Regions from separate parts of the Homo sapiens genome. Here region 2 is linked to region 1. A link is a contact called in ENCODE Hi-C data. All regions are on one chromosome and are shown on one strand. The core of a region is the stretch at or near the end of the contact, and the rest is flanking DNA. Distances in the headings are between cores, read along the strand shown.

Region 1 (4,560 bases), core at 631-3,130:
TGATCTCCAACTCCTAGGCTCAAGTGATCCTCTTGCCTCAGCCTCCCAAAGTGCTGGAATTACAGGCGTGAGCCACCACGCCTGGCCAAGTTCAACTTTGTAAGAAAACTTACAAATTTCTCAGAACTGGTTTCTAAGACTTTGGTCTCTTTAAGGATGCCTTTTTCACCCTTGGCCTAGGTACTTGATCTTGAAGTTCTAAAATGGGATTTTTCTCTTGGCTTGTATCCCAGCTTCCCACATTTTTTTGAGGGAGAACTTGAAGATGATTACAGGAATTCATTTTTTTTCCTCTTTGCATTTTGAAGATGAAGAAAACATTATCTGTGTGAAGTTTAAACTCCTAGATGATTACTTAGAGTAATAATAATAGTATGTGGTATTTACCTGAAAAGATGCTATGAGTTAAGAAAATTTTAATTCTTATTTTTTAAAAATGCTATTAGATTTAGGTACAGTTAAAAATATCACTGTAATCCCAGCACTTTGGGAGGCCGAGGCAGGTGGATCACGAAGTCAGGAGTTCAAGACCAGCCTGGCCAAGATGGTGAAACCACGTCTCTACTAAAAATACAAAAATTAGCCGGACATGGTGGTGGGCGCTTGTAATCCCAGCTACTCCAGAGGCTGTGGCAGAGAATGCTTAAATATGTGAGGCGGAGGGTGCAGTGAGCCGAGATCTCCCCACTGCACTCCAGCCTGGGCGACAGAGCGAGACTCTGTCTCAAAAAAAAAAAAAAAAAAAAAAAAATCACTGAGGTAGCTAATGGGTGATGGTTGCCAACTGATTTCTGGTGTTGACAACTAGATTTCCTTTTTGTTCTCCCTTCAACTTCAGTCATCCTGTAGTTACCACTTGCTGTCCCTCCCTGACATGAGCACTTGTTTTATGTTTGTTTTTTTTTTGAGACGGAGTTTTATTCTTGTTGCCCAGGCTGGAGTGCAATGGCATGATCTTAGCTCACTGCAACCTCTGACTCCCGGGTTCAAGCAATTCTTCTGCCTCAGCCCTGCCAGTAGCTGAGATTACAGGCATGTGCCACGTAGAGACGGGGTTTCACCATGTTAGTCAGGCTGGTCTTGAACTCTTGACCTCAGGTGATCTGCTCGCCTTGGCCTCCCAAAGTGCTGGGATTACAGGCGTGAGCCCCCATGCCCGCCCTGAGTACTTGTTATTTCATACTAAGTAATGAATACTACAGTTTGTTAAGTTCAATGCCTAACTAAATATGACCGATGAATGCTTACCAGCCACCTGAAAGTTAAGACCGGCTATGAAGCACCACCCCCGATCCCAGGGGTTACAACTTGAAATCAACATTTGCATATACCTTTAGAAAAATTATTATGGAAATTTCTGGAATGTTGCCATACTCCCTATTTGAATTCAAATGATAATATAGTCAATTCAGGAAAGAAAATCATCCTAAAATTTCGTATTATGATTAGAAGTGTAATTTCGCTGAAATAGAAAATTTCTAATTATTAAATTTGATGAGTCACCACTCTCTAAGCAAAGATTCTGGGCACTGAGACTTTGGAGACAATGACTACACTCGGCCCTGTGCTTGCCACATTGTTAGCACTCTATAAATATTTGCTGCATTAAAACTGAAAAGGTCACCCACTCTTAAAGTCAGGGAAAGCTTTACTAATTTTTCTTGTGTTGCTTTAAAACAGCATGCTGATTAATTTCCACTATGAAAATAAAAAGTTTTCTGTCTAAATCTAGCTAAGAATTTAATAATAATGGAGGAGTAAGAGGATGGACTGAGAAAGAAAGAGAAAAGAAAAAAGGAAGAGAGCCAGAGGAAGAAAAGAGAAGGGAGGAAGGAAGGAAATGAAGACAGTCTGCACCCGCATTTGGTTGCTGTCCTGAGATTAAGCCCGACCACACGAAAACCCAAAGGAAGCAAGCATCATTTAACATTCAACTTGCAATTCATTTTGTGACTCTATCATTATGCCAGCTCATTTGTCTGCAGTTTAAAATGTGTTATAAAGTCAAAACTTAGAAGTAAAATTCTTTCACTTCCTGATACTAGAGTGAGCGTAGTACATCTGCCTGTTTTGGATCATTTCTAAGCATTTCTCAAAGGTTAGTTCCACTTTGCCTGAAAGATCGTGTTTTGAACCATTAAAAACTGTTGGCTCAAAACTTCGTCAGATCACAATTTCTTTTTTAAAATTATCTCTTGGCAGATATTATCATTTAAAAGGTTTAACATTAGTTACCCTGCTCTATTAATTTTATTTCTAAAATGTCTCTTGAATATATCTGCTTTTATCCATCCCTCTAGGCACTTTCATTATGTCCTTAACACCTCTCACCAAGCCTGTCACTAGGTCCTAGGTTGCCTTCCGTTCCAATCTTCACTAATTTAATTATTTCTTTAGGCTGTTAGCAGGATTATTTTCCCAGGAAATACGATACATCCTGAATTGTTTTTTTCTTCCAAACCCTTCAGGGGTTTGTATTTGCTTATATAACAAAAGTTTGGAGTACCTGGTAAATATTCAAGATCTTTTATCATTGACTTCTCAAATACCATCTCAGTCTCAACTTCTCCTCCCTTCCTTGTTATATTTCTGTACCAATGAGTTACACAAATGCACTGGATAGTTTCACATTTCTTTGTCTCTGTTCATGTTAATTCCTCATCCCAAAAGTCCTTACTCTGCTTTTACAGTTTTGGAAATCCTAGCTCAACTCAAATATCACTTCCTCCATGAAACCCTGAGTGTATTACTCAGCTGAAGGTAATTGTTCTTTCCTCTATCCCCTACGTGAAGTAAATTAATATGATGTTAGAGATGGAAAAAGTTTTACACTTCAATCATTCTCCATTCAGGCATCATCTTGGTATTGGAGAGGCAATTTAGTTTTCAATGAAAGATACAAATGAGAGTAAATAAAAGAAGTATTTATTGGCTCAAGTAACTGAAAATCCAGTAGTTCGGCTGGCTGAATTCAGTGCCTGGCTAATGTTCTCAGCGATCTGTCCCTTATTATATTTCCTGGCTCTGATTTTCTCCATGTTGGGTTCAGTCTTAAGCAGACCCTACACTCATATATGATGGGAAAGCGGTTCTCAGAAGCTCCAGATTTACATAGTATTTTTAGCTCTCAATCTCCGAAGGAGAGAAATCCTCTTTCACAGCATTTATATCAACTCGTCATATGACTTGGATTGTTTGGAGGTGGGACATGTGTCTACCTTGGGGCTATCATTGTCTCTGGGAAGCCTGGGTTATCGGATTGGCCAGTCTGGGTCATAAGCTTGTCTCTATGATGAAGGAGGTAGGGTCATGTGATGAACAGGCAGAATCATGTAGAGTGAGAAACGGTTTCCAAAAAAAGTAATTTTTATTTGTTACATTCTCTATTGGGTACTTTCATTTGCCCTCTGTTACAGCTAACTGTTTATTTGTATCTGATCTTTGAATTTTAAGATTATTGAGAGCAAGAATCAAAACACATTTAATAAATGTTTGTCTCTTAGCTGAATGAAGGACCCAACAGGCAGACAACAAATGAAATAATATCTAAAGTCACCATTTTATTTGACTTATGTTCTTTCATACCTTTTTAAACCTCATTGACGAGACTTGATACTTTCCTGTAATTAAGGAAAATTGGCCGTCACATAAAATGGTGGACAGGATTAATTTTGAGATACAATCAATTTACTTAAAATATCAGACCCCAAATACTTCTAGCCATGATTTGGCTAGCAAAAGCCATTATAAATTAAAGTTTTCCCCTTTAGAAAAATTATTGCTGTTACTAGAAAAAATGTTGATATCGTTTATTACCATTACTAAAACAACAACATTTGATGCTTGCATTAAAAAATTTATCATAATTTGACAGTTTTGTTTTATAGTTTTAGGAAATACAAGGTCTCTCCAAGTAGAGTATTAAAATCTTCAAAATGGGCCAGGCGCGGTGTCTCATGCCTGTAATCCCAGCACTTTGGGAGGCCAAGGCAGGCAGATCGTGAGGTCAGGAGTTCGAGACCTGCCTGGCCAACATGGTGAAACCCATCTCTACTAAAAATACAAAAAATTAGCCAGGCGTGGTGATGCACGCCTGTAATCCCAGCTACTCCGTAGGGTAAGGCAGGAGAATCGCTTGAACCCAGGAGGCGGAAGTTGCAGTGAGCCTAGATGGTGCCATTGCACTCCAGCCTGGGCGACAGCGAGACTCCATCTCAAGGAAAAAAAAAAAATCTTCAAAATGGAAAATTAAGGAGTAGTTCCTTTTTTCTGTTCTTAGTAACTTTAGCTAATCTAAGGAAATAAAAGGAAATAGACCCGCTTTGCAGTCTTCGCTCAAAATAATTTACCTGCTTTATTTAAACTAGTTATTTCATTGGCATGATGTTCCACAAGACCATTGATCACCATGGCCATGACATGAACAGTACCATATTGTGAGCACCTAATTTATATTGTTTTCTTCAATTAGCATTTTTTTTTCTTTTCTTTTTTTTTTTTTTTAGATTGAGTTTCGCTCTTGTTGCCTAGGCTGGAGTGCAATGGCACAATCTCAGCCCA
Region 2 (4,560 bases), core at 787-3,286, 3.3 Mb after region 1:
CCCCAAGTTGAGAAAGAGACCACATCTTGGTGAAGGTGAGTTAGGATTTGATACACATCTTCTCCCTCCCAAGCCTCTGCTTAAGCCTAAAAATCCATTGCCTTAATCCACTGCCTTTCTTCATGCATGGAACTAAAATGAAAATGTTGTATGGGGGTTTTCCAGGCTTCTCTCTTTAAAAATACCAAGTGGTTCCTTCCTTGGAATTTCACATTATGTTCTAACATACTGAAAATGATCAATGAAGGCTACTTGATTCTCTGAATATATATGCGCATGTGCGCACAGACACACATACACACACACACACACACACACACTCAGGAAACTATAACTGAAACCCAACTCATAACCTACTTATTTATTTTCCATTGGTCTTCAGTATTGATAGTGCCAACTGTAACCGAGAGATAACTAGGAAAACTTTAGGCACTGTTGACAAGACTAATCCTTGCTAGCCACAGACACCCCTTCTATGGCAGTTAGTGACTGCACTCAGACCAAAATAAAGCATATCATTGGAGAACTTTGTATGGCAATGTCTTCTACTCTGCCTTAATAAAATACTCTGTGCTGCTTAATTTTGCCATGAAGGACCACTTCGGAAAACTTGTTTTTGCATATATTTCTATATAATATAAAATATAGTAGGAATTAGAAATGTTTGATAAATTTCAACTCAGCCATAATGATTTTAGTTAAGACATAGTTTAGCTGGTCCCATCGATTCTTTCTCTTAAAAGATACATTATTAACATCACCACTTCCCTTATACACCATGTATATTCATATTTTCTCTTTCTCTCTCTTGTTCTCACTCTCAGTTTCACTCTCCCTCTCTTAGTTTAGGACATATTGCTCTCTCCACAAGGCACTTATTAAATGGTATATATCTGATTAAACACACTTTTTCATTTTAATATGTTACTGCTTATATGAAATTTCTTGTTCCTTGCACATTCAAAGGAGCCCACCATTTATATTGCCCAAAACCCTAAAAAATTGTCGCTGAGTTTAAGAAGACCTTCTCTAATGCTATCAAAACTTCAGAAAAGATCTACATCAATAGAAAGTTATCTGAGCCCCTTTTCCTTTGTTTCTCCATCATGGCGACCCTGAGCTGCCTTCTTTCCTTCCTGGAAGTTACAGCATTTCTTCTCCAACCCAGTAATTCAGCTACTTGTCAAAGACTTACAAATGCCACCCCCTGCCAGTAGAGTTCTCATACCAGACCTGTTGCACAAGGCTGTTTAACGCCTCTCTTCTTTGGATGTTCTTTTCTAGTCCTCAGTACCAAGGGAGCCTTAAGAAGGGAAACAAAAAGATAAAACTCCACAAGCTTCGCCTAGCCATATAGTGAGGACTGTGTGGCACGTTCCCTGGCAGCCCATATGATAGGCTCAAGTGTGTCACCTACTGCCATGGAATGTCATCTCACTGAGGTCAGGATATTTCTCCCAGCCATGCTGAGTACCTGACAGTTGTCAAACAACATTTCCACCACCCACTTGACAGGCTGCATGGAATAGTGGAGAATGCATAGCGTATAGCGTCTCAACATCTGGTTGAGCCCTGGTTCTGCTACTAACTGCTGTGTGACCTTTCAGAAGTTGCTTAACTTGTCTGGGCGTTGGCAAATACAGACTCCAGATAGCTGGAAAGTAAAGAGTAAATTAAGATAGCAGACCCAAGTTCTAGTGTACATTCTGCCACTTACCAGGTCTTTGCATCAATGGGGTTCAGATTCCTTAGTTTAAAAATGAGGACAATACCTGCCTGGTTTGTATAGTGTCACTGTCAGGAGGAAAGGACAGAAGCGATGTGGAAAGCCCTGTGAACTACACAGTCTTCTGCAAATTGACTGGCTGGCACCCTCCTTTGGCCTCTTTGCTTTATCTATTTGACCGTAAGGTCTCATTTGAAAGTTCAAACCTTTCTAGAACCCTTTCTTCCCAGCACTGAAAGTACCATCCACAGTCCTTATTTTCAGTCATGTAATTTCAGACAGGCCAGTCACTTCTGAATACTAGATTTCTCTCTGCATGAGTCACAGTGAGAAAACTCACAGCTGGGCAAGAAGCTAGTCTCCTCCCCTTCTCTGCCCTGACCCTGTGTTCCCACTTCCTGAGTGCACCTGATGGCCTTTGAAACACTCAAAAGTCAGGAACTTCTAAAGCACAAAGAGTCAGAGCATGATTTCCACAAGTTCTCTACCTAGGTTGGCCATCTCTCTTTCTACCCCATGGTGATATCCTTGCTCACAATCCAATTTTTCTAAAGCCTGCCTTTTTCTGTCTTTGCATTGGCATACTATTTTCTTCCTGCTTGCTTTTAAAATAAGAATCCTTGCCTCATTGCATTAATAAAGTGTTCTCATGTAGGTGAAATAACTAACACTTTACTGTGGGTTCACAACTATCTAAGGAAATAATGGAGGAAGGTATTTTCACTCCTACTTTAGAATGAAAAAAGGAGGCCCAGAAATTCTGTGTGGCTTGCCCCAAGATCACACCGAAAGGAGGTAGCAAAGTCTAGCCTCATCTACCAGCCTGCTGAGTCAGAGCTAACCTTCTTCCCACCACCTCTTGTGGGTTAGTAAGAAAAACAAGAGGCACAGCCAAGGGAGAACACTTATGTCACCCAGTACAAACAGGCAGCCTGAATCCAGAGGTAAACCAGAAAGGAATAAAAGGCAAAGGCAGCTGAGTCCAAGAACAATGGGCAGCATTTTGGAGCCGTTCAATTCCCAAGTCAGGTTACAGGGCCATAAATACATTTTAAGGCCTTTAGAATACCTGGATGCTCTGTGACCCTTCTTCTATCTGTGTTTGGGTGTATTAGTCCATTTTCATGCTGCTGATGAAGACATACCCAAGACTGGGTAATCTATAAAGAAAAAGAGGTTTAATGGACTCACAGTTCCATGAGGCCAGGGAGGCCTCACAATCATGGCAGAAGGTGAAAGGCATGCCTTACATGGCAGCAGACAAGAGAGAATGAGAACCAAGCAAAATGGATTTCCCCCTATAAAACCATCAGATGTTGTGAGATGTATTCACTACCATGAGAACAGTATGGGGGAAACCGCCCCCATGATTAAATTATCTCCCACCGGGTCCCTCCCACAACACATGGGAATTATGAGAGCTACAGTTCAAGATGAGATTTGGGTGAGGACACAGCCAAACCATATCATTGGGTTCCCTACACTTCCTTCAGACTTCAAAGACAAGGGACTTCTGGTGAAAAATACACAAAGCTTCCTCATTTTCCATTTAGAGCTTGAATGGGTTGAGGTGGAACTATAAAAGTACTAATGAGAATATTCTGGAACAAACAAAACATAATTTTCTCCATTTTATCTGTTCACTGCAACAGTCATACAAGACAGAGCCAAAGTGGTGCTTAGATTCAGCAGTCAACTGCCAGCATGATTTGGTTTCAGAAATTCCAGGACAGCAGTTTGGTGCAATAAAAAGAACACCAGCTCTCAGTCAGCAGACTCAAGTTTCCATCCCAGGATCTGTCACTTAATAGTTATATGGCCCTGGGATTCCTTTACCCTGACTGAAAACATAAGAATAATATCTCTTTTGAAGACTTTATAGACAGCAGATGTCACAAACTTATGGCCCATGCATCATATCTGGTCCAAAGAGATAATTTCCTTGTCTCACACAATTACAAAAATTATTCTAAAAAATTTCTTTAGAAGAGGCCTGCCTTCTTCCATCTGGCACACACATACTCTTCTCTCTGATCTTATATTGACCTGCATCTGGAGTTTGTGTTCCCTCCTCAAGCCCATGGTCATTTAATTTCAACCTCTTCTTCAGGAATTCCACAAAAATGTGAAAGCTCCTAGCAGATAACAAGCACTCAATGAATATTCTGGTTCTCTGAAGTATGAGCACTGTTTGCTACCTGATAAAGGGACACTCTGTAATTGGAGTTCCAGTTCCAGCTTTCAGTCTCTGTTGCTGGTTCCTCATGTTCTTTACCCTACCAGTGGTGGAATGCCCAGGGCATAGATCTTCAACCCCTCTTCTTTCCTAATTACACTCACTCCCTTTAGTGGCCCCATCCAATCTTATGATTTTAAATATGATCAACTTACTGATGACTCCAAAATTTGTAGATCTGGAACAGGCACCTCCCAGGGATTCCACACTCATTTATATAACTGCCTCTTTGACTACCTTCACTTAACTAACAGTGGGATAATCATCCATCCCAGTTTATCCAGAACCTTCCTGGCTTGCACAGAACAATTCTGGGTTGTGCCTATGGTCTCAGCAGCAACCCATCTGATAGTCCTGGATTGCTCATCTTTAATAAAGCATTGTCATTTTTAGTTTAATTATGCTAAGTTGGGATGGGTTAGTGAGACCTCCACTTTGTACTTCATGGTTCTGTCATGATTTTGTCTAGTAATGTGTAAGATGCATGGTGATAAACAGTTTTCACTGTAACACATGGATACATTTTAAATAATTCATCTCTCTTTCCCCAACACTTTCCAGATGAAATATAACTAGTGCTTCTTTCTCAAGGACAGCA

What was found. A loop is a pair of places that touch in the nucleus more often than their neighbours do. Pooled maps may share reads with other maps.
Region 2: a loop to region 1 is called in a map with no recorded cell type, with 23 times the contacts of the local background. The contact joins two enhancer-like sites. A Hi-C loop is called at or near these places in 2 of 37 single-sample maps with no recorded cell type and 2 of 50 pooled maps.

Annotation. Positions count from the first base shown.
Region 1 is chr9:79,810,756-79,815,315 of GRCh38, forward strand. No RefSeq gene overlaps it. Among named protein-coding and RNA genes, the nearest start is that of LINC01507, 11 kb to the right of the region's middle. Within about 2 kb of position 1,881, at least 2 of the 41 ENCODE cell types and tissues checked have a DNase peak (open chromatin) inside an H3K27ac peak, as active enhancers do.
Region 2 is chr9:83,152,440-83,156,999 of GRCh38, forward strand. It overlaps a transcript of RASEF not described here. Among named protein-coding and RNA genes, the nearest start is that of FRMD3-AS1, 65 kb to the right of the region's middle. Within about 2 kb of position 2,037, at least 5 of the 41 ENCODE cell types and tissues checked have a DNase peak (open chromatin) inside an H3K27ac peak, as active enhancers do.